5 separate regions of the Homo sapiens genome follow, and all the other regions are linked to region 1. The links are chromatin loops, found by intact Hi-C in ENCODE. Cell type or tissue: prostate gland. All regions are shown on one strand.

Region 1 (5,000 bases):
ATCCCAGCACTTTGGGAGGCCAAGGCCAGTGGATTACCTGAGGTCAGGAGTTTGAGACTAGCCTGGCCAGCATGATGAAACCCTGTATCTACTAAAAATACAAAAATTAGCCAATGTAGTGGCTCATGCCTGTAGTCCCAGCCACTTGGGAGGCTGAGGCAGGAGAATCGCTTGAACCCAGGAGGTGGAGGTTGCAGTGAGCCGAGGTTGTGCCACTGCACTTCAGCCTGGGTGACAAGGGTGAAACTCCGTCTTAAAAAAAAATGTATTGTGTGTATCGAAGGTATCCAACATGATGTTAATGTGATTTTATGAAAAGCAGCCTTTGCAGTCAAGTAGACATGAACTTGAATCTTAGCTCTGCCACTTCAGCTGTGCAGCTTTGAACACTTAACTTCTTTCAATGTGAGTTTCTCATCTATTAAATGGGGTTAATCATGTCTATTTGTATCTATTTCCAAAGAGTGTTGTGAAGATCCAAGGGGATAGCACGTGTAAAGCACATTCTTCTTACCTTTTATCTCCCTGAGCTGAGTGTAGAGGCTGCAGTCATTCATTGAACAATTGTTTATTGTCTACTTATTGCTAACCATTGTTGCGGGTTCTGCGGAAACAGTAATGAACAAAAGTCTCTGTTCTCATCAAGTTCACATTCTGGTGGGGAAGCTTGAAAATAAGTAAGTAAACTAAGCAGGATAACTTCAGATAGTGATAAAAGCTATACAGAAAAGGAAACAGGCCCATAGGATAGAAGTGATTTGGTGGGAGGCCTGAAGAGGCTTTAGGGAGCACAGTGGTCTTTGAACCAAGACCTGGAGGCCAAGAAGGAGCTGGGCCTGCGGAGACCTGAGGAAGAGCATTCCAGGCAGAGAGAAGAGCAAGGGCACAAAGTGCTGAGGTGGGAAAGCATTTGGCAAGAAAGAAGATGCTTGCAGGAGGAGCACTGTGAACCCTGGGGAGTGTGGGATGAGGAGAGGAGCAGGAGTGAGTTCCATGCATGTTCCCAAACTCTGTGCTGAGGTGTTCTTGGAGCTGCTGTGGATTCAGAGGGGCTCTTTGAGATATTTTAAAGGCCAAAGGCAACACTCAACTTTTGTTGGGCTCCATGCAAACTACTAAGTAGTGCAGGATAGCTTGAAGACTCAATATTAGATTGCCCTACAGTTTTTTTTTTTTTTCCTTGAGATGGTGTCTCACTCTGTTGCCCAGGCTGGAGTGCAGTGGTGTGATCTTGGCTCACTGCAACCTCCGCCTCCCAGGTTTAAGAGATTCTCCTGCCTCAGCCTCCTGAGTAGCTGAGAATACAGGCACATGCCACCACGCCCAGCTAATTTTTGTATTTTTAGTAGAGATGGGGTTTCTCTACTACTACCATGTTGGTTGAGCTGGTCTCGAACTCCTGACCTCAAGTGATTCACCTGCCTTGGCCTTTCAAAGTGCTGGGATTACAGGTGTGAGCCACCACGCCTAGCCTGCCCTACATGTTTTTTGATAAAACCATATTTTTCTGAAGCTACATTTTCAGTTTTTGTCATTTGCTGTGACATAAAACACGTACCATGGGAAAATCAATATAGAATAGGAAATGAGGGCGGCAGCGTCTAATCCAATTCCAAGGTCTGAGAAGTTGCGCAGTGCTCAACAAGCACACACATCCCGTTAGTGAGAAGTTGTGGCTAAGAATGAGATAAGTTTTTTTTTCTAGTTTATATGCAATATTTTTTCTAGTGGCTACTAGTTGTTAGGACAGAAATACTTCTTACTTGGGTCTAGCTACTTAATACACAGAACAGTCAGGTATTTCTTTAGGCCTAGGGTTACTGTGAAAAAAAGCATTGAGACATTAAGGGCATGATAAACAGACAAGGTTAGAAACTCCCGGGCTAGGTGATGAGCTGTCATGAAATCTTTCTCATTTCAAGCGCACAACTTCATATTGTTGCCTTTTCATAGACCCAGGGGTGTGTGTTTCTGTGCATTTGTGGATAACCTGAAAACGTCGTCTAGATTTTGTAACTGGGAGGGTCCCCAACCTGCCTGACCATTAGGATCACCTGGGGGAACTTTGCAAAAATAGTTCCCTGGCCTCTGCCCAGGGGATTCTAATTCAGTGGGTCTGACATTTGAATCTGAGTTCAAAGATCTCTGCTCCAACTCGCATTCTTTCAGGCAGCCAGGATGGCCCAAGTGGAGCCGGCCTGCCCAGATTTGGGGGTCCTAGTTGTTATACGTTGTGCCTGGGGCCAGGCTGTGTGGCTTTTTCGGATCCCCAAGACTGGGAAGGGGCGTGGAGCACGTGTCCGTTGGAACCCTGGGGGAGGTCGGTGCTGGAAGCGCTCATCTCCACCTCCAGTCTGGGTGCGCTGCGTGAGTGACCCGAAAGGAAGATGATTCTTGCCGTAGGAAGCCCCTGCCAGGACAGTCACCACCTCCCAGGCCCAGTGGACTCGGACCCGAGCGTCCTCCGGGAGGGTTTCTGGGGCGTGGCGGCTGAGCGCGGTTCGGGGAGACGCGGCCGGGAGGTGGCAGCAGCGGCCCTCTGGCAGACACGGTGCGTGCCGGGGGGCGGGGACGCGGGCGGCTCCGGGCGGGCGTGGTCCCTCTTGCGGGCGCCTGGGCTGGTCGGGCGGATCCCGGAGAGGGGGAGCCGCGGGGACGCAGCGACAGACTCGGGGTGCTGGCAGCGGCAGCCCACGCCTCCCAGGGATTGCAGGCCTGGGCGCCGGGGTTGGACCAGTCTCCCGGGCATGGCACGCCCTGGTTATTCTGTACCCGTGATTTGTGGCGGGGCAAGACGTTAAGTTGGGTGACACCGAGGTGAGCCACGGTCCTCGGCACCAGATGAGGAACCACTGTCTCAATAAGGTGTGACATGGAAAATGTGTGTGTCTTATGTGTGACTGAAAAATACCTCCTTTGCTGACGTCTAAAATTTCACTATTAGAGATGCATTCTTTTGTCCTAAAGATTATTCTCTATTCAAGGCCCTGGGAGGGAGCAGTGCATTAGAACTTGAACTCTTTAGGGTGAGAATGATTTAATCTTATCTTTGTCGGCGAGGGAAGGGTTAGCCCTCAGTGCTCAAGACACAAAGAGGACTGAAGGCGCATTAATTGGTACTTGCTAATCAAGCCTTAGAGACCAGAGCACTCCAGGGGAATTTTACTTTGGAGAGAAATCTCATTGGCCCTGGAGCAGCCCTGTATCCACTTTGTGAATGTTTTAGAGAGGGTTAATGGGGTACTAGCACAGTGTGATTAGTTCAGTTCATTGGATTATCATTTTGTAAAAGAGGCAGCATCTTTACTAGTACTCTAATAAATTATAAAATTATTATATCCATTTCTGTTCCTTGTACCTTCTTTCTTTGAATTAAGAAAATGGTGTGGTAAGGTACAGTGAACTTTTGAGCCAGAAATTCCTGGCTTGGAGACCCCTCTCTGCCATCTGTTGACTGGCTCTGTAATTCTGGAAAACACCCTTTCTAAACTTCAGTTTTCTCATCTGTAAAATGGGAAAAATGCTGCCTACTTGGATGGTGATTGTGAGCATTAAATTAAATTCTGGAGGGAAAATATCTGGTATTTGTGTACTGATTTCAGGTCTCAGTGCTGTGTGTGTAATGGTTACCGTGAGAGCTTCCCTGCAATCCGAATTTGTGTGTCTCATTCTCAGTGACACCAGTGATGCTGTTAAACAAGGACAATCCGGTTCATGGATTGTGACAACGCACGCTGACATCAAGCAGACCCTGCCGTCAGGTACAGAGGGCACCACAGTGACCAGGAACTGCTGTCCTTTCATACCAGGTTTTAGGAGGCTTTACCAGAAGGAATGGAAAATGCTGGTGGGCAGTAAGATTGAAACAGCATCTGAGGACTGGTTCTGCACAAAACCTTAAATTCTTCAAGGACTTTGACATTTGTTTATTCTTGTAACAAATTAAAACCTATCCTGTGTGTTGGTTAGAGATCTTCAAACTGTAAATACCTTGAGGCAGGAGTGAGGTTTTTATCTTTTAAAGGACAGGCCCCTACTCTCCTACGTAATGAGTTTCTAAAAATGGATGTGAGCACCAATCAATATTTCTCTGGTTGTTAAAGTCAAGAATAAAATGGTATTTTTAAGCTCGCAACTGTGTAGGATGAATTCTGTACACTTTTATTTCCCTCTGTTCTCCTTTCCTATTTGAAAGTTTATTAGTTTGTGGACTTGGGATCGGATTATTCATGCATTATTTTTTGATGTTGTATGTCTCTTGGTTCTTGGGTATTTTTGACACATATTCTGTCTTGTAACCATAGTTAAACAATTGTTTTAGACCAACTCTCTGTGTGTAATTGGCTTCAACACTCACTGCTAGTCCTTTGACGCTCTGTTTTTTTCCATTCTTGAGTAATTTTAAGTCATCACTTGGGCAGTTGAAATATATTTTAAAGTGATTTAAAGAATATGTGAGTGGCAGACATTCTGAACTCTTTTGGTTGTCTGTCCTCAAAAACTAAAACTTATTTGTGAGTAAAATTTTCATCTAAGTGTTTTCCATATAAAAACTCTGTCAGCTACTGCTCCATTGTAGTAGACACAAAAAAGTCAGCACAATTTTCATCCCTCCCTCCCTCCCTTCTCTTCCCCTTCCCCTTCTTGCCCTCCTTCCTTCCTTCCTTCTTTCCTTCCTTCCTTCCTTCCTTCCTTCCTTCCTTCCTTCCTTCCTTTTTCTTTTGTTTCTGAATGTACAAAGAAAACACTTAAAAATTTGCTTGTAATTTAAAAACTTGTCAGGATATTTCTGGATTTGAGTGTTTCTTGGTTACTTTTACCTGGAACCTGGTGAACTGAGTCCATTCCTCTGTTTGCCCTTTCTGTACTTTTTTGGAAAGTTTTCTTTAATTATATCTTCAATTATTGTTTCTCTTTTGATTGTTCTAGATTCTTCTTCAGAAACATAACTCTTAGGCTCAATCTCTATTCCTGGTCTTCCATAGCTATCGTCTTCTTTT
Region 2 (5,000 bases), 510 kb after region 1:
CCCATTGCACTCCAGCCTGGGTGACAGAGTGAGACTCCATCTCAAAAAATAAAAAATAAAATAAAATAATAAAATAAAATAAACATAACGAACATACAACACAATGTAGTAAGTTCTACAGCGGAGCTCGTACAATATATACAAAGGACTCTGAGGCATTGGGAGGGCTGGAATGGAGCAGAAGGCAGACTTAGTCTTCCCCTGTGCCTAGAATAGGCTCACATTACAGACAGAATGAGGATGGCATTTGTAGTCCACATAGCCTAGCACTTAACTAGGTACTGCCTTCTGCTATTCAATTTAGCTGTTGCATACGAGATGTACCTCCCTCATCTAGATTGTAAGCACCATGAGGAGAGCAATTCTATCTTATGTTTGGGAAATTCTTCACAGCACCCAGCCAGATGCTAATCCCACTGGAAGTCCTCAAAAGGATACTTGGTGGATGACTCAATCCAGGGGATCATACAGCTATGAAGAATACCTGGCCAGCTACCAAATCCAGGCATCTGTGAGGTCTTGGAAGGAGTCTGATGGAGGTAGCAGGTGAAACTCTCTAGGTCAGAGGCAATGACATAACCCCAATATCCCTTTAACACAATGTTATTTCAAACATCCTTACAGTAAAAACACTTTTGTAGCCTCCAGGATATCCATATCCAAGATTCGGTCATTTTTTTTCTTGCAAATTTGTTACAAAAACTTCCAACACAATGAAATTATTTAGACAGTTTCTTGGAATTCACTGTTCACTTTAACAGAATTGAACCTAGAGTTGAAATGGACACAAACCTCACGGGTTATAGATGGGAATATTTTTCAGGGATTGTGGCATAGACAATCGGTTTAGTGAGGAAACACAGGTATTATAGGAGAAAGGGGAAGAAGGAAGGAAAGATGAAAGGGGAAAGGGATAGTGAGGAAGGGCAGGGATATGAGGTGAGTGGAGATAAGAGTGACTATTTGCAAAGATTTCCTGTTTGTCTTCACTTTCTTCAGATGTGGCTTTTTTTTTTTCTGGTCAGGGTGACTTGGCTCAGCCTAATGGGTTTGTTCTACTATCATTTTTATTGTTTACATCAATGGCTCACAATTTTGGCCACCAGTCAGGTGGGACCTTGGAAAGGCAGAGGACCCAAGGGTGCAAAGCCAGAGCATTTCTGGGTGTAGGAATTCAGAGAATGGATCACTTTAGAAACTGGGACTGTGAGGTCAGGACTCCATTCCTTCACATCTGGCCATAGAAGGTTATGACTGGTTTCCAAAGACTGGAAAGTCTTTGGCCTTGGGTACCAAGGACCTGCCCAGAGCATTGTTGGGTTATGACTACTACTATAATTCAGAGATGGTGGCTGAGCAAGCCTGTCAAAGATGAAAATGATGTTGAACTCAGGGCCAGCAGTGTCCAACAGCCGCATGCTGCCGGGTGTGGGTGTGTGGAGACAGCTGGGTGCAAATTCACAGCCAGAGAAAATTCTTGGGGATTTTCAACTGTCTTTTTTTCCCCCTCCAACAATGAATAGGGAGAACCCCAGACAGTAGTAAAAATAGCTCACACTCTCCCTCAAACCTGTCTGGCTTGAGTTTTTGGAAGGCCTGGGGGAAAAGTCACATTTGAAAGTGGAATTTATTTTGGTGATGATGACAGGAAGTTCAGCACTGAGGACAGAAGGCAGCTTTACAGAATAAAAGCCCTCTTCATTATACTATTTTTAAAAATTCCTTCCCACTGCCCCTCCAAAACAAACTGTTCCTTGATACTTTTATTACATTAATGTAATAAAAGTACACTGGAACAAATGCTTTTTTTTCTTCTTCTTTTTTTTTTTTTTTTTTTTTGAGACGGAGTCTCACTGTATCACCCAGGTAGAGTGCAGTGGCACAATCTTGGCTCGCCGCAACGTACACCTCCCAGGCTCAAGAATTCTCCTGCCTCAGCCTCCCAAGTAGCTGGGATTACAAGCACCTGCCACCACGCCTGGCTAATTTTTGTATTTTTAGTAGAGGCAGGATATTGCCATGTTGGCCAGGCTGGTCTCAAACTCTTGACCTCAAGTGATCCCCCAACCTTGGCCTCCCAAATTGCTGGGATTACAGGCATGAGCCACCATTGCCAGCCAGAACAAAAGCTTCTTAAAAGGCAGCAGTTTTCCTGAGAAGTTTTAATGTGGCGGGGTAAGTGTATGTCTCAGTCTCAGCCCTGCCACCTACCGGTGGTGGGAACCCAGCACAGGGTTGAAACACCTAACCTGACAGGCGGTTTCCTCATCTCTAATTCAGGATAGACCCGTCGGCCACGCCAACCTGAATGGGTTGTTATGGAGATAAAATCAGAAGATGTCTCTGAAATTGCTTTGTAAACTGTGAAGTTGCATCCACATGTAAAGCATTGGTATTAAGGAGCTGAATAAAGCCTCCATGGCAAGGAAAACTGTCAGTGAGAAGTAGAAATACTCCCCCTCACAGCGACGCCACAGGGGTGACAGCGAAAGAACAGCTGCTCAGCACCCGAGCTTGTCGGGAGAAAACACAGTGTCATCAGAATAAACCGCATAAATAGAACCCTCTTGGAGTCGTGCACCACCTGTTCCCACAGTTACCATCAGCCAGGCTTCACCACAACCCACCTACTCACGGAGGGCTGAGAGGACAGAAGAGAGGACCCTGTTTTACAGAGAGGTAAACTGAGGCCCAGGAGGGAAAAGCTCTTTCTTGTGGTCACACTGTGACCATGGACTTGAAAAGTCCCAGACTCATCCATTCCAGCACCAAACCCCACCTCCCTCATGATCCTCCTGACCAGCGCAGACCTGCTGCCAGTCAACTGCCAGCCCCCAAAGAGATCACTGGCCTGAGTTCTGAAACAGGCCACCCCCCAGCTGACCTGCTGTGAGCCACCCCTCCGAACTGACAGATGTACTCAGCCCGCAGCCTGCTGGCTCCGAGGACCTGACCTCTTGTCTTAGGAGGGAGTTGGACTGATGGGTAACACCTGCTTACCCCTCGGCAGGGCTGAGAGTCTTTCAGGCAGAACCAGTTTGGTCTATCTCTAACCCGCTAGTTGTTTGGAACCAGTGAACACAGAATGGAAAACAGAGTTCTAAATCCCCTTCACTCTTGAGGGGTCTTGGAAAACGCCGCTGCCAGGAGCTGGTATAAATCAGAGTGTTCTGAATGAATTAGGGATCCCATATTCTTCCCTCAACCCCAGCAAACCTCTTGGAGAGAGGCCCTGTGTGAGAGCATTAATAAATCACAGCTCAGTATAGCAGGTCGCTGGGCTGTTGGCACACTGTGGCTTTCCCCGGAGATGTGAGCGGCCGTGCAGAGCCTGTCAGAACTGGGGCTCTGAAGCCAGCCTGAACTTCTCACCCTGCCCTCGGCTGTGTCACCACACTGCTGCCCTCACTGGTGCCTCTTCTCCGCGGTGGCCAGCGATGCATATTATTCATTCAGATGTAGCTCCTGCTTAGAATGCGTGGTCAGCCCAGACTGCCCAGCAAGGGCCACCTGAGTTTTACTGGAACTCTGCTGCACTGTTTAGTTTACTCTTGATCCGGGCTGCTTTCATGCTATGAGGGCAGAGTTGAGTAGTTGAGACAGAGACCGCGTGGCCTGCAAAGCCTAAAATATTTACTGCCTGGGCCTTTACAGAAAAAGTGTGCCATTCCTGCATTATGTAGTTATCTTATTTAATTCTAACAATTACACTGTGAACTTGGTATGAGGACTTCTCTTAGAGGGGGAGAATCTGAAGATCAGTGTTTTAGTAACTTGCCCAAAGATGGACAACTGGTAAGAGGCAGAGCCCTTGCTCAGACCCTAGGTGTTTCCACTTCAAAGTCCAGATATACAATTCTGTCCCTCTGGGACACGTCCAGTCAACAGGCAAGACATGTTAGCACTACGGTGAAAGGTCTCATCTTTCTTGAATGGGAGAACCAGGTTTGAAACCATCATTTTGAACAAGGACTGGTTTAGGCCTATGTCATCCCCAGCCTTTCCCTCAGGTTCCAGATGGCAAGAAGCTGCTCTGAAGACCTACCAGGCAGGAGTCACAGCTTGTAAATAAACCTGAAACCCAGAAGAGCCAGTTAGGCTGGAGCAGCCCCTGGCCAGGCCAGGCAGAGTTACCATGACGACAGAGTCATTTCCATCACAAACCCTGCAACAGGCTTCCAGAAGGTGATTAATGGTTGACCTCTGGGGGCTGGGAACTCTCCCGGGGAGTATTCTTTCTAGTCTGGTGCAAAGCTTGGACCATCTACTTCTCTGCTCTCTGGTGGAGGTGAATATTGTAGTTGAGGATGCAGAGATAAAGCACCCCATCCCCTGACCTCCTAAATCCTGAAGTCAACCCAGGAAGCACCCTGTGAAAACCATGCTCCAGCCTTGAGCAGAGGCAGGCTAATCCAAGAAACTCAAGGGCAGACAAAAGAAAACAAGGGAAGCCAAGGGAATGAGTGAAAGACTATATAAGTTGGTTCATTCTTGCTGGATAAATGGCACCCACTCACCAAAGGGAGAAGGTACAAAAAAGAATTCAGCGAGGCAAGAAGCAGGTAGTGAAAAAAGGCGGGGGAATCCTACCTCCTTTGAGTCCAGAGAAAAGCCTTTTCTACAAACTCAAGAAGAGGGGGCGGAGAAGGACGGGCCGCCTGCCAAAGCAGTGACCCATGTTGATTGTGAATTTCAACAATAGTGACTTGAGGAGGCTCAGATGTCCCACGTCCCCTCGCCCATCGCCAATGGGTGGTCACCGACTGCCTGCCAGGTGGGGTGACCCGGGTTCTGCACCCCAACCTTGGGATGTCTGTTATAGAGCCATTTGGGGCTCATTCATTGACAGTTTTTCTCTCTGCTGACATTTGGGTGGCTCTGCCTGCCTAGTCATTGTTTTTGTTTGGCCATTTTCACTGTGGATGAGTCACTCCCCGTCGAACCCTGCAGGGGGCGGTCAGGTGCTGGCTGTGTTGGTACCAGAATCCCAGCAGCTGGTT
Region 3 (5,000 bases), 820 kb after region 1:
CATTGTCATGAAGTCACCGTGCCACCGTGTTTCCCATTCCCATTGCATGCTTGAAGAATTGTGATACTTAAGGTTTCCTATAATGAAAAATAAGAAAAAACTGGACAGGGCTCATTGTTCACCATTATGTAGAGAAAGATCTCTCCACAGCAAACATTATGAGAGTGTCTTCATTGGTCTTGCTGAACGTGGCCAGCCTTCTCTGTTCCCCACCCTGTTAACACATTCTCTGCCTCTTCTATGTGGATTTTTTTTAAGTACATATTAGTTTCATGAAGGTCTTTCTGCCTGGAGAAGTGGAATCCCCCAACTTTTGGAAAGCCTTTTAAAGTCTCCATGAGTCCAGCCAGGTGTGGTGTCTCACACCCGTAATCCCAGCACTTTGGGAGGCCGAGACAAGTGGATCATTTGAGGTCAGGAGTTCCAGACCAGCCTGGCCAACATGGTGAAACCCCGTCTCTACTAAAAATACAAAAATTAGACAGGCATGGGGGTGTGCACCTGTAATCCCAGCTACTCAGGAGACTGAGGCAGGAGAATTGCTTGAACCCAGGAGACAGAGGTTGCAGTGAGCCGATATCGCACCACACTGCATTCCAGCCTGGGGGACAGACCAAGACTCCGTCTCAAAAAAATTAAATAAAATAAAGTCTGCATGAGTCCAATTAGCTACCGTGTTTCATATCTTTTCTGTATCTAAAATTGTTATCCTCTGACCTAGTAGAAAGGGTCTAAACCTCTGCTTTCTTTTTAGATAAACCCATAGATTATTTTGGGGGGTGGTTGTGAGGTTTTTTTGCAAATTAGATGATCAGTAAGTCCCTAGCGCCATAGACTGGGCCAGATGCACTGGGCAATGTAAAGAAATAAGCAATGTCCTGCCCTATAGGAACTTGCCATTGTTCATTTGAATTTGTTGACTTTGTTTCTCTCTGGAATTATATATAATTTCCTGTTTGCTATGATCCTTACCTTAAAATAAACCTGCAGTATTATCCCATTCACTCCTTGGAATGTTCTGATTTATGACTATTCAGCAGTTCTGTCCCATCAATAGGCTCTCAGGAATGTCCTAAATTGGCAATCTGTGGACTGGTGGGTTCCATCTAGAGCCTGATAGGGTGGAACCACTAGACAAATGGAGAGTGTCTTTTGTTGTCGTTGCTTGTTTCAGCATCCCTGGAAGGATAATTTACTTTCCAAAGCTTCATTAGCTAAATGAAACTCAAGTCTTGCCTCTTTAGTTTAAGACAGGTTCTTTTAAAAAAAAAAAAATCTTGATGTGTCTTAGATAGATATTCTCTTGGATTATCTTCCCTTTTACATGATACAGGGCTTTAAAATCAACCTTGTGTTTGACACGATCAATGGATGGAGATCCAGGAAGAGGACTGGTGCTTTAGGATTTCACTTCACATTGCTGTCCTCTGCAGAGCCTTCTCTTCCAGTTGACATGCTGAGGGACTTGGAAAGGGCTAACAATCTGCTTTTAAACTAGCGATGTATTCTGATGCCCAGTGCTTCAAGCTGTTTCCCTTTTTAGGCTTAAGTTTGCCTGGAGAGGAAAGTGGAGACCTTGAATATTAAACTCTTTTTGCCTTGTGTGATTTGATGGTGGTTTTGTGGAGAATTATTTGTCCTTAGGTGGACTCTCAGCCCAGTTTGGAATGAAGTCATCATAGCCACTTGTGCCAGGCCCCAAACAACCCATATAGCTGATCTTTTCCCCGGAGTCAGAGACACAAATAGAACTGTTTCAGAGCATTGCAGAGGGGAACTCTAGAGAGGTTTGGCCGTGGCCACTCTCCTTTCTGCTTTTAAGATGAGGTGCATTGTGCTTGGACTGACTCCACATTGGTAACCAGGAGACAAGCAGCTCTAGAAGATGTTGCTCCTAGGGCATGGGGCTTCTCTGCCTAAGAAGCCTTAGGACATTTAAGCAGCAGGAAAAGAAAGGTCTGTTTTGGCTTTATCTAGCCATGTCACTGAGTATAATGACCCCACGATTTCTTCTTCTTCACATTCATTTTGATGCCAATTCTTTTTTGCTGTGCTTGGGGATTTTTGTTTTTCCTCTTCAGGCACTTCCCAGGGTTCTGCACAAGTGTCCTCTGCAGTGGGGTGGCATCCCTGCTCCCTCTGGTGGAAGGCCTGAGCCACAGTGCTCTGAGAGCACCTCACTCACTGCAGTGAAGCAAAAAATCCTGCCTAGCCTGTGTGGCGCAGCTTTCTATTTTGCAGTCATAACCTTTTACTCAGCTAGTCAACAACAGGTATTCTGTGACTGCCCAAGGCTGGAGAATCAACAGTTCCTATCTCATGGAGCTTGTATTGTAGACATGCATCAAAATTTTGTATCTGAAGTGCAAATACCAGAAATATATAAATTAAGACGAGCTCTCCTCTCCCCCACTGAAAATAAAGGAAGTCTTACTCAATTCTTGGGGGGAATTGCACCCAACTCACCAATGTTTTGTAGTAGGAAATTCAAAAATTCAGAAAAGACCGTTATAAATCTTAGGTTATTTTTCAAGAGACATAACTAATAAATAGTACCTGGGGAGGCCCCTGGACAGTCAGCACCCCCCAGCTGGTAGCATCCTGGGAGCAAGGTGGCTGTGCCTTTTGAGTTCCTGAGTTGCTGTTACTTTAGCACTTTACACATTGCCCCACCAACCAGCTGAAGTGCAGAAGGAGTGCAAAAAAAGTTACTTTAACCCAGATGTCCATCATAAAACGTACAAAACAGCTTGGAAATAGGTACTGTGTCAAGGAAGCTTTATTATGATAATATTACTAATGGAAAGACAAAAGTTGAACCAAGATATATTGCCTCCACATTCCTGGTAAAGGTTCAAAACATAAGCACAGAGTTACTAATGTGTGAGCTGTCTTTTCCCCAATTCTGTGCTAAGGAAGTGAAATTGCCATCAGTTTTAGTTTTTATAATTTCTGAGCATCCACATGAAATAGCAAGAAAGAAAATACCCTACCCTCCACCTCACTGGCAAGGGTGCCAGCAGTGTCTTTTAGATTCTGTAAGGGACACGGTGACCAGAAAGTCAGGACAAATGGATTCTACCATTAGCCAACCAACAAAATGAATTTTCAGATTGTTCTAGACATGAGAACAAAAGATCAGAGAAGCCACAACAATGAGATACCTGTTACACATGTATTCTTGGATCTCCTTCTTCCACTCTGTGGATGCTCTGAAGGAGGCTTTATTTACATGCACTAGTCGAGAAACAGTTTTTGTTGAAAACAGATAACAGTTACGAGAATCTGGCCAAGCTTAGACTCACAGATTCTGCCCAGCTAAATGGTGGGATGTCTCTTTCTTAGTTTTTAATTGTGGGAAAATACACATGACATAAAACTTGCCATCTTAACCATTTTTAACTGTAGAGTTTAGAATATGGATCTCCTTTAAGGAGGAATTAGGCTACTAACAGAATAAAAAGTTTAATTCTTTCTCTCATAAGTTTAAACTGACTTCTCTAATTCCCAAATAGACACAGGTTTACGGCAAATACAAAAATCTAGGCTTAAGGTGACAAAGCAGAAATAGATTATGCAAAAATTCATGGGAATAATAAAGGTATTCTTGTATGTAGTTGATATCTGATCACCTCCTTCGCCTAAGTGGTGAGCTTTTGACAGTAAGGGCTGTCTCATACTAATTCATATATTTGTAGCACTTAGCACAATGCGTTACTCAAAAGTACTCTAAAACTATTTGTTGCTTGAGTACTATCTATTTTTCAGTAAATAATCTTTTGTCCATTCAGGCAACTGCCCTGAAATTTTGCTGTGTTATGCCTTCATTATAGAAGGGAAAGAGAAGGGTGGTGGACTGGTAGTGCCAGGGCTCTGAGGCTGCAGTGCTTTCTCCAAGGGACCATCACAACACTGCAAAGCCGCTAGAGAAATGACAGCCCAACAGACCTGGTGGACTTTAAACAAGAGCTAAGCTAGTTCAGCTGGCACATATTTTCAAGTGACTCCAAAATAAAATGCGTATTTGCATCAAACAACTGGAATCATTTTAGCTTTGGAGTTATTTAAATTTATCGACAGGGAGAAGAGCTTCTGGCTTTTTCTATGGGTTTGTCCTGTCAAACATTAGTCTGCTCATTTCAAAGAGCAAGACTGATCAATAAGGTGCCCAAAAAGCTGCCTCCAGACAAGGCTGGCAAAGAGAGTGGTACCTCTTGTGGTTTCTGCGTGGAACCCATTGGCATTGCACATTGACATTCTTCAAGAGGCTCTTTCTATGTCCTTTCTGGCCTTTTGAAAAGGTGCCACTGTGTTTTGGGAAAGGGTCCAAAGAGTAGAATAAGATCTAGTATTATGACTGTAACCTTTTTAACAAGGTGAGATTTCATAGAAAAATGTTTATTAAAATATGCCTCTTTATGAATATCGAAGATTAAATGTTCTGTAGTTGGTGAGCTCAAGTGGGCACTCCCAGTCAAATGAATTCTATATTTTCCACCTCAAATCCTTTTGAATAAGACTGGAGTAGACATAAATTACATGTTTCTCTTTGCAAATTGGCCTTCAATATTTCATGTGCCAAGAATATGTTACAAAATTGGGGCAGCATTAATATCTTTTTCCTAATGCTCTCTAAACAGACTTTTTTTGGTATTTCATCTCATCTGCATAAGCCATTTAGTGGCCAGCAAAAACTGTTATGAGGGAGCAAACTAATACATCAGAAGCAAAACCCAAGATATATTTAGTGCTCAGATCTAAGTTATTCACAATTTAGTGTCCTTTCCACTGCAGGGGTCTTCAGACAGTGTTCTAGGAAACATGGTTTAATAATGTCATGTCCTGCCTTCAGGTAAGTTACACTGTTGTTAGTGAACAACGCCTTCCCCTCTTCTCAGCATTCAGCCTGGGGTACACAGAACCTGAATCTTCAAACTCCTACCTTCCCGTCCCCCACTAATCCCCGCAGCTCAGACCAACTATTTGTGTTGTGAAAGGTC
Region 4 (5,000 bases), 270 kb after region 1:
TTAACCTTGAACGGAATCTTATCTCCTCCTCAGCCTCAGGAGAAGCTTCAGTGGAAAGATGCTTGTTAACAGGGCATGGTGGAAAGGGTACTGGACTGGAGGCCGGAAGAAGTGGGTTTGAACCCCAACTCTGCATCTCACTAGCTCTGTGACCTTGGGCAAGTTATAGAAACTGCTGAAACCTTGGGTTTCTCGTCTGTAAAATGAGAAAGATAAAGGGCATACCTGCTCTATCTACCTCAAAGGGTGGTATTAGGCAAATGCTGAAACATAGGCCGAGATGCTTTGAGGTTTATAGAACACCATGCAAATGTGGGTGCTTGTGGGTGCTTCCCTACATGGCCTCCAGGGGTTGTGCCCAGTGAATACCTAGCATCTGTCCAGCTTCTGTTCAGGCTGGCCTTGTCTCAGGTTTGAGGCTCTGTCTCCCTGTGGATCATGTCCCCTCAAGTAGGAGACTCAGAGAAAGAGCATCAGGTACCAATAGGGCTGGCAGCAAATCTGCCAGGCTGAGCGCTGGGCCCTCTCCCCCGGCCCTACTCAGATGGAAAGGGAAGCGGAAAAGGACTTTTATTGAGCACCTACTTGACAGGCTCCTCACTGGCCATTCTTCCTGCGCTCATACACTCTCCTTACCAAATACTTTGAGGTAGCTATCATCATCTCCAGCTTTCAGAGGAAGAAAGTCAGTCATAAAGAAATTAACTCACTTGCCCGCGGTCGCCTAGCCAGTGAGTGGTGGGTCTGAATTAGATTCATTCTGTCTGCCTCAAAGCCTACCTCTTCCAACCTCACCTGCTGACTCTCAACAGACCTTTCTGTACTTTGTCCTGGGGCAGTCAGGGCCAGGGACCAAGTAGTCACCCTCAGGGAGCAGGACTCCTTGCCACAGAGGTAGGGGAATGCTAAGCACAGGTGAGGATTTCCGCCTGCTTTGGAGACTGAGGGCAGCAAGGCATCCTGGGGATTGCCCTGTACCTGTAAGCTCAGGTCTTGGTCCTGCCTGGGGTCAGCCCCCCATGCCTACCCTCTCCCACCTCAGCCCCCTATCTGTGGGTGCACCCATCTTGTTCCCCCTGCACACAGCCTAACTGGGCTCTGACCCATCAAGGAGCTAGGTGCAGGGCACTGTGCTCTAGCCCTTGTCCTCTAGCCCCGGGCCACAGGGTGTGTCCCCATCACTCACCGGGGAGCCAGTGCCAGCCTCATGGCCTCCGAGCAACACAAACCACCCACTGTGGCTGGGGCTCCTTTCCCAGTCCAGGATAATCATTTCAATGGAATGTTTTAAAGAGTCCTTTTCTAAATTAAACTAATAAATGGGATAGTAGCCGAGAGGCAAGAAGGGTCTCTGCTTAACATTGAAATAGAAATTAACCAGAAGGGGGAAAAATAATGTCCCCAGAGGTTATCAGGAGGCGATTTGAATCCTGTTCCCCTGTGGATGGAGTCATCTGAAGTCTAGCTGGGTCTGCCTGCTGTGAGGACCTCAGATGCTAAGGGGAAAATGAAGTCAGCTGCCACAGATGCCCCAACTCCCAGCTATGAGAAAAACTCTGGAAGGTGGACTTCATTTTCCATGTTTTATTCAAGATTTTTTTTTCAGATATGTCTCGTGCTCAGACTCTGAGATACCACAAAAGCATCCAAACCCAGCCTGTGACATTCACCCTCGTTCCTACCACCTCCCTTGCTGAGGAAGGTCCTTTGACTCTTCTTCCAGAGGAAAAGAATAAAAAATCAGAACCCAAATGGCTATGGAAAGGGCCCTCTCTACCCTTTCAGCTGGGACGGGTCATGGCCTTGTTCAGTGCCCACTGTGGGGGCTCTGGTTCCAGGACTGACTCAGGGCTACTTCAGCTTCTATCTGGCCATCTGACCGGGGTGGCATTCGAGGGGAAGTGACATAGCCTCCTGCCACTAGCCGGGAAGGGCCATCAGGTGAACAGCTGCCTCTGGTTGTCTGAGACACCTCATTAAGGTGACATTGGTAGCCACCTGCAGAGGCACAATTTGAGGTGTAGCTTACCCTGGTCTCACCTCTGCCCATCCAGGCTGCTGGCTGCTTCCTCTGCTCCTGGGGAGTTGGCCCCAGCCCACCAGGACCTCCTCTCAGCTTAATGTTCTCCTCCAGTTCCCCTTCCATGTGCTGACTGAGTATGGACCTCACCCGCAGCATACAAAGGTTTGCTGGTTGGTAGGCCAGACTATCAGGGCCCCTCACCCTTCTGGCTGCTCAGGTGTGACCCCTGCTGGTGGGAGTTGAGCTGGCCTGGGGGAACTTTTCTGGGACTGGTCGCTGTAGCTTTGAGTCTGTTTCTGGCAGGAGCAGGCTCTGCTGTGTTTGTGTACATTTGTTCAATCAGTGGACACCCGGGATTCCTGAGAAAGCTCCAAAGGCAGCTGTAGCCACAGTAGAGAGATAGCCATCCTGCCCTCTGCTAGGCTGGCCTCACGGGAATCATGTCACATAGGCCCCTCCAGGCCACAATCAGGGCTCCTTTAAGAAAGGCAGACTCTATACATCAAACCACAGCACCCTGTGCTCATCGAATCATGTGATAGGTAGAGAGGAATGCCCAGTCCTAGCCTTCCTATGGGACATTCCTTCTGATTGACACCAAGGCGTAATGACTGGTAGAAATTCAGTGCATTCATTATCTCCATGGGTACGTTTTTTAATGGAGAAGGGCCTGAAGCCAGCAATGATTTGACCTAATTCCAGAGCAAAGAGTTGGTTCCAGTGTCAAGCCTGCAATGGAGTGATGATTCTAGGATAGGGTTGGGCCAGAGCCTTTCTAAGAACACCAGTGGTAGCAGACGACACTACTTACGGAGTGCTTACTGCGTGCCAGGCATGCTCGTTTAAAATGATCTGCTAGTAAGCATCTTGCCGTCGTCCTGCATTTGAATTCTGATCTGTCACCTGGTAGCTGCGGTCTTTGGGCAAGCCTCTTACCCTCTCTGAATCTTAAGTCCTTCTGGAGGTAAAAAGACGTACTTCACAGAGGAATTGAGATGATTACATTTATATGATCCTTGTATGTGCTAATCACAAAGGCACAAGCCTCCTTGTCCAGTGATTAGCACATATTCAACATTCAATAAATGGTAGTAGCTCTTTCATTTCATCCATTTCCTTTTTCTTTTTTTTGTAAAATGAGCATGATTTTGTGAGGCTAAGTGAAAAAAATATAGGGTATTAGTGCTTTGCAAATTGGAAGGGGGATATGCGATGTGTTTATTATTGATGTGATTTCTCACCCTAGGCAGTAACACACTTCTCCCCTCACTGCAACCTCGGCCCCCAGCAGAGCAGCTCTCCTACCTTCTGAGTCTGGCCCCCATCTAGCAGATGAGAGGGAGAACACATCACGCTCAGGAGCCAGACAGGCCATGCAGCGGTACCATCCAATGTTGTTCCCTCCCAGAATCATCCCCAGATTCGCCTTTGACTCCTGTGATGGTATCTCATTGGATAAGCCAAACTGATTAGCCACGTCAGAAAGTTTTTTATTCCCAAAGTTCAGAGAGCACTCTCCACATTGCTTCTCTGTGCCTTTCTTTGTGAGAGGAAAGGAATTAGAGTGGATCGTATCAAGGTGAAGGTAAGTCCCATTCTCTCCCTGCTTCCCTGAGAGCCAGCCTGGACCTGCTCGGAGGAACACTATCTTCTTATAATTGCATTTCCTTTCTGTCCTCTAAAAGCTTTTGTGCACTACTCCTTCACCGATTCATAGTAATACACTATTTGGTCGGCCTTCTTTTCTCATTTCCTTTGCTTTATTTGGTGGCTGTTCTCGTTTTTTTGCAGACTCTACTCAAATACATTTGATATAAAGGAAAAAACTTAGGATTTAGCATCGGGAAACTCAGTTCTGACACTAGCAGGGTGATTTTGGTAAAATCACTTAACTCCTTTGTGCCTCTGTTTCCTTCATTTGGTAAAATGGGATTAATAATCAAATTACATAATAGACATTAAACTGCCTTGTAAACAATAAGTGCCATATAAAACTAGTTACAAGTCTCACAGCCTCTGAGTCCTCTTCCTTCTTGGCCTGGATCTTTTTCTTCCTAGCTACTCAATACAATGAAGACAGAGAAAAGCTAACATTTATTTAGAAACTGAATAACCAAAAAAAAAACAAAACCACTAAGTGCCAGGTGCATTTATATGTAGTATTCATTTAAGAAGTTTTCTCTTTGTTATGGAGATTTAAAAAACTTGCCTCAGTTTAATGTTATTGGTTCAACATTACACAATGATTAATCGGAGGATTTGAATTCCAATCTGTCTTGATTCAAGAAGCGAGGCTTTTCTGCTTGTGGTAGGAGGCTAAATAACGGCCCCTTGCAAATATGTCCATATTTTCATTTCCGGGACCTGTGAATGTTACCTCATATGGCAGAAGGGAATTTGCAGATGTGATTAAATTACAGATCTTGGGATGGGAACTTTATTCTGGATTATTGTGTGGGACAGATGTCACCACAAGTGTCCTTGTAAAAGAGAAGGTGCTATGAAGACAGTAGCAGAGAGAGATGGAGAAAGTGACCACGAGCCAAGAAATGCAAGAAATACAGCTGTGGTAGCTTGAAAAGCAAGGAAATGGATTCTCATCTAGAGTTTCCAGAAGGAACCAGCCTTGCTGACACCTTGCCTTTAGGCCAGTGAAACTGATTTCCAATTTCTCGCTTCCAGAATTAGAATAAATCTATGTTGTTTTAAGCCCCCAAGTTTGTGGTAATTTGTTATTGCAGCTGCAGGAAAAGAATACACCATTCTATCACGCTGTGCCCTTCACCATTTCATATCTCTTTGCCACCTAAAAGGTCCAAATTATAGCCTTTCCCAAGCTCTCCCATGTCCTAGGGTGACAGACTGTTCTTCCCAGTCAAAGCAATTGGCTGGCAAATACTTAACAGATACCTACTAGGAGACCAACCCTGTGTAAGACATTAGTTATCTGTGGTGCAACTCTAAAATGCAGTAGCTC
Region 5 (5,000 bases), 160 kb after region 1:
ACCCTCCATAATCTAGTTATATTTTTAGATTGCCCAGGAACAGAGGCATGGTCAATTTAGCCCAAGTAACAGGAGCCTATTTGGGCAGAAAGGAAGACAGAGGTCTAATGGCAGTGAATCAGGCCTCATAAAAAGTACAAGTAGACCCAAGACAGCTCAAGAAACCTCAGGACTTGCAGTTTGTGGAGCTTCCTGGCCATTGATGTGACTCCAACATCTCTGCCATATTCACCCCTGACATTATTTTTCTTATTATTTTCCCACATCCTGTATCTTTCCCTACATCATAGATTATCTTCATAACTTTGGCTTGGTATGGCCTCTCATGATTCCAACCCTACTTCCTCCTTCACATAGCCTCAACTTGATCTCATTTGGGCCTCTTCTCCTCCTCTTCATAGACTGTTTTCTGTATGTTCAATCTTTTGGGTCTCTGGGATCTAGGTCACATTGCAGGGTACTTGTCAGCTTCCCTTACATCAGGTTCCCATTCCACTCCAAGCACCTGTAACAGGAGGAGAGGTTAACGTGAGATGAAATATGACCACTCCAGTTTGCCCCTGAATGGTCTAGACTGGACATTTATCTGTCACAGGGGAAGCTAGCATAGCAGGTACTATGATTGACAGGTTAGTATATTCCTTACTCAATATATCATCAAGTCCTATCAAATTTATCTTCTGAACAGTTTTCAAGCCTACATCCTTCTCTCCATTCTTAATCTCAATGTTTTGGTTCAAATTCTCATCTTCTTTTATCTGCCCGTGGTGCTAGCGTGGTGCTATCCCTACCTCTGGTCTTGTTCCTTCAAATATATCTTCTGCATAAGCAACAGACTGATGGAACCAAAACACAGCCCATGTCATTTCTCTGCTTAAAAACTTTTAATACCTTACTCCCTTATTACTCCTAGGAACAATTCCAATTTCTATGATTTGACTTTTCCTCTTTGTGATCTTCTTTTAGCAGCTTACTTCCTTTTTATCTGTTTCCTATCCTCTGTCTTATTCCTCCTCCGCTTCCTGCTCCTTCTTCCTGAATTGATCATATTTTCAGTTTTAAGTATACTTAAAATATCTCTGTATTTATTGAATACAATTTGTTACTTGTTTTTAACTAAAATATCTGATGAATTTAATTTCCATTTGTCCCTTAAAAGGAATCCAGAAAAGCTAATCACATTAAGTTGTTTTTCATTTCCACATGATTAATTTTTCTTCCCTGAGGGTCAGTGCTTCATCAACTGTTTTGGCTGATTGCAAAAGCATCATAATCATCTTCTGGAATTCAGTCTCACCCCAATCCAATCCATCTTCTCCATTTATTTTTCAGGAACATCTATCTGATCATGCGTCTCTCCTGTGTAAATACACAAGGCTTCTCTCAGGCCTACTCTCTGCAGCTTCCTCTCTCTCACATCAAATGCCCTCCATGTACTTTCTTCTATAGTCTCCCTGTGAAGGGGCCTCTTCATACCCCCAGCCCCAACCAGGCAGTGGGCTTTAGTCTGCAGGATGATATTATAGTTTCATTTAATCTTTTTTTTTTTTTTTGACATAGAATCTCTGTCACCCAGGCTAGAGTGCAATCATGGCTCACCGCAGCCTCATCCTCCCAGGCTCAAGTGATCCTCCCATCTCGGCCTCCAGAGTAGCTGGGACTATAGGCATGTGGCTAATTTTTTTTTATTTTTAGTAGAGATGAGGTTTCCCTATATTGCTCAGGCTGGTCTTGAACTCCTGGGCTTAAGCAATCCTCCTGCCTTGGCCTCCCAATGTGTTGGGATTATGGGCGTGAGCCACTGCACCCAGCCTACTATTCTATTTATTCTCCTAGAGAATATCACACTAATTTAGGTTTTGGGGCCAATTTCTGTGTGTCCATTTGATACAATCTAACTATTTGAAAAGTGAAAAATTCAGTTCTTTAATGTGCCGTTTTTCTTACTGCCACCAAGATACTGATTTAGCTGTTGGAATGCTGAGCCCAAACTCCTAGCCATTATGATACATGACCTCTGGGGGCAGAGTTGTGCTATTATCACTTTTACTTAGTCTCCTTCCCCTTGGCCCCTCTACTCCAGCAAACCTAGCCCTGTGCTCTCCCTGTAGGTGGTTAATAAATGCTGTGGGTGCAAGAGATTATTTTCTCCAAAGTACTTGGTTACCAGCTACCTATGTCAAGGAGTTAAAAGAGAAAGCCAAAATCAGGCCAGGTGCAGCGGCTCATGCCTATAATCCCAGTGCTTTGAGAGGCCTACATGGGCAGATCACTTGAACCCAGGAGTTCAAGAGTAGCCTGGGCAACATAGCAAGACCCTGTCTCTACCAAAGAAACATAAAAACTAACCTGGCATGGTGGCACCTGCCTGTAGTCCCAGCTACTCTGGAGGCTGGGGCAGGAGGATAGCTTGAGCCCAGGAGGTCAAGGCTACAGTGAACCATGATTGTTCCACTGCGCTCCAGCCTGGGCACACAGCAAGATCCTATCTCAAAATATATATATAGTGTAAATTTATTTTTAAGTCTATGTTTGTTTTAAATCTTTGTCTAAATAGCTAATTCAAGGGTCACTTGAGGCCAACCATGGTGGAGCTTAAAGCACACAACTGGGATTGGTGCCACCTGGAGGGAGATGGGGGTGGTGCATGAGGTGATGCATGGTGGATGACTTCAGTCCAGTGGCTTCTCATTAAGATCAGGCCAACGCCTCCCTGGCAGGCCATTTAGATCTTTAAAAATTGATATATAATAAACTGCACATATTTAAAATATGTGGAATTTGATATGTTTTGACATAGATATATACCTGGGAAACTGTCACCACCATCAAGATAATGAACTCACCTGTCACCCACCAAAGTTTCACTGTTCCCCTTTGTTATCTCTCCCCCCGCTGCTCCGTACTGCCCCACTCTCTCCCCAGGCAACAAATGATCTGCTTTTTGTCACTACTGGTTAAGTTTGCATTTTCTCGAGTTTCATATAAACTATAATATATAGTTGTTTGTGGGGAGGAATCTGGCTTCTTTTAGTCAGCATAATTATTTTGAGATTCATCCATGCTGTTACATGTTCATTCGTTCTTATTGCTGAGTTGTATCGAGTCCATTGTATGGCTCTGTCTCTATTCGATTAATCATTCACCTGTTGTTGGATATTTGGGTTGTTTGCAGTTTTGGACCACTACAAGTAAAGCTGCCATGAACATTCATGTACAACTTTTTGTGCTTTCATTTTCATTTCTCTTGTGTAAATACCTGGGCGTGACATGGATAGGTCATATAGTAGCTGTATGTTTAACTTTTACATTCCTGTCAGCAATGTGTGCTGGTTCCAGTTGCTCTACATCCCCACAACACTTGGTATGGTCAGTCTTACTGATTTTAGCCATTCTAATAGGTATGTAGTGGGCCATTTAGATTTTGAACTTAAAGAAAAATTCAGGTCCCATTCCAGGCCTACTGATTCATAACTTAGGGGGAGAGAGCTTGGGGTGTTGTATTTTTAGAAACAGAGATGGCTGATGGTCAGTCAGTTTGGGATGCCCCAACACTACATCACACTGGTTCCAACTTCTCTGAAGGGGCTCAGATAGGACCCTGACAGAAGTTGGGTGGGAAGGCAGGGAATGGAGACAGAAACCTTTTTCTTCAGGATGAAATGTGTCTAATTAGCTGAGCTTGTGTTGGATCAGCTATCATCGACCAGAGTCAAACCTGTCAGCTTAAAAAAGTCCCTAATTAGAGGAGAAAAACCTTGATTCACCTCCTCTGGAAGATCTGCTCCTATGTCATCGGAGGGAGTGATATTGTGCTGGGTCAGGCAGCACGGCTCAGTGGGGCCAACATCAGAGTCTGCAGAAGAGTCAAAATGGCACCGCAAATCCATTGCAGGAGTCTAGCCACAGTCAAACTCCTTTCCATTCTAAGGTGATAGATACAAGTAGAAAAGAGACAATGTAGAAGAAGTAGCCATGCTCAAAAACAAAGTACAACTTCTGTGGCTAGAAATGGTACAGAAACACACACAAAACAGTCACATGGCTGCTGCTGGAGGTCCACTGGGCTCCAGGACTAGTAGCAGGTTTAGGCAGCCAAGAGTTCATTTCTTGGCGGGTAAAGGGAGACACAGTGCTCCCACAAAAGAGAGTAGACTAGAGTTTGGTTTGCTGCTTATAGGAAGGGGCTAGGGTAGGGTTTTCCTGTCTGGGAAAGGGGCCAAAAGGAGTTGTTGCCAGGGCCAGCTTGTTGGAATTTGATCTAATACATATTGAGCATTTGCTATGTGTCATGCAGTATTCTAAGCTTCTTGTTTGGATTAATGTTCTTAATTCTCACAGTGCTATGAGGTAGATTCAATTACTATCATCATTTTAGAGATAAGACAAAGAAAGATTGTTATGTTTATTGCCTTAAACCAGACAGCGAGTAAGTACAGAGCAAGGGTTAACACCAAGGTGTATGGCTCCCCAGTCTGTGGGCTGGACCACCACCCCAGGGCCTCACAGTGAGTTGCAAGACAAGTGAAGTTGAAGGAAGCAGATACAGTCTTGCAGCTAGACTCTGAAAGAAGCCACATACTAGGGCAGTGCCAGGACCTGTGATCCCAGTAACATGGCAGGTCAAGAATGATCGATAGATGATGGATTCTGTTCTAGGGGCCCTACAGTCTGGCTGGAGGGCACCTGAAATATTTCAAGAGTGGGAGGAAGTTATAGAGCAAGAATAAGAGTGAGCAAGTGAGTACAAGGGAAAGAAAGAAAAAGCTTCCTCTGAAAATGAGCCTGCAAACAAAAATTCTAAAACACACAAGGGAGAGCGATATGGAGACACAGCCAACAACAAAAACACATGGTCAGTGAGATCACTTTAGATAAAATGAGACTATTAGAGCAATGTGAAAATGATTTTAAAATAAGTCTACTTATGATCTTTAAAGAAATAAAGAATGATATACTAACCACTAAAAGTACAAGGATATTTAAAACAGAAAGGCAGA

Evidence for each region. A loop is a pair of places that touch in the nucleus more often than their neighbours do. Peaks named below come from ENCODE experiments on the same cell type or tissue, not always from the same donor. Only the 100,000 strongest peaks of a DNase experiment are listed, where the experiment ranks them.
Region 2: it touches region 1 in a loop (5-fold over the local background); 29 of 110 quality-filtered maps call a loop at or near these places.
Region 3: it touches region 1 in a loop (3-fold over the local background); 17 of 110 quality-filtered maps call a loop at or near these places.
Region 4: a loop joins it to region 1, with 4 times the contacts of the local background. A loop is called at or near these places in 87 of 110 quality-filtered maps.
Region 5: a loop joins it to region 1, with 2.3 times the contacts of the local background. A loop is called at or near these places in 45 of 110 quality-filtered maps.

Annotation. Positions count from the first base shown.
Region 1 is chr11:112,287,645-112,292,644 of GRCh38, forward strand. The region is part of intron 1 of LINC02762 (long intergenic non-protein coding RNA 2762); the gene reads left to right. Among named protein-coding and RNA genes, the nearest start is that of LINC02762, 19 kb to the left of the region's middle. RefSeq lists a silencer at 2,426-2,735 and an enhancer at 2,532-3,280. In prostate gland, a CTCF peak has its summit at 2,523 (motif pointing right); a DNase peak (open chromatin) is centred at 2,577; H3K4me3 peaks cover 1,023 bases; H3K27ac peaks cover 388 bases.
Region 2 is chr11:112,793,162-112,798,161 of GRCh38, forward strand. No RefSeq gene overlaps it. Among named protein-coding and RNA genes, the nearest start is that of NCAM1, 170 kb to the right of the region's middle. RefSeq lists enhancers at 4,779-5,000, 4,845-4,894, 4,925-5,000. In prostate gland, CTCF peaks have their summits at 2,216 (motif pointing left) and 4,927 (motif pointing right); no DNase peak of the experiment used is centred here.
Region 3 is chr11:113,112,506-113,117,505 of GRCh38, forward strand. All of the region lies in intron 1 of NCAM1 (neural cell adhesion molecule 1), which reads left to right. Among named protein-coding and RNA genes, the nearest start is that of NCAM1-AS2, 150 kb to the left of the region's middle. In prostate gland, a CTCF peak has its summit at 2,151 (motif pointing left); a DNase peak (open chromatin) is centred at 2,146.
Region 4 is chr11:112,553,648-112,558,647 of GRCh38, forward strand. LINC02764 (long intergenic non-protein coding RNA 2764) reads right to left here and starts at 2,155. Exons shown (of 4, transcript NR_104155.1): 1 at 2,030-2,155. In prostate gland, a CTCF peak has its summit at 2,264 (motif pointing left); no DNase peak of the experiment used is centred here.
Region 5 is chr11:112,451,778-112,456,777 of GRCh38, forward strand. No RefSeq gene overlaps it. Among named protein-coding and RNA genes, the nearest start is that of LINC02763, 28 kb to the right of the region's middle. In prostate gland, no CTCF peak of the experiment used is centred here; a DNase peak (open chromatin) is centred at 2,634.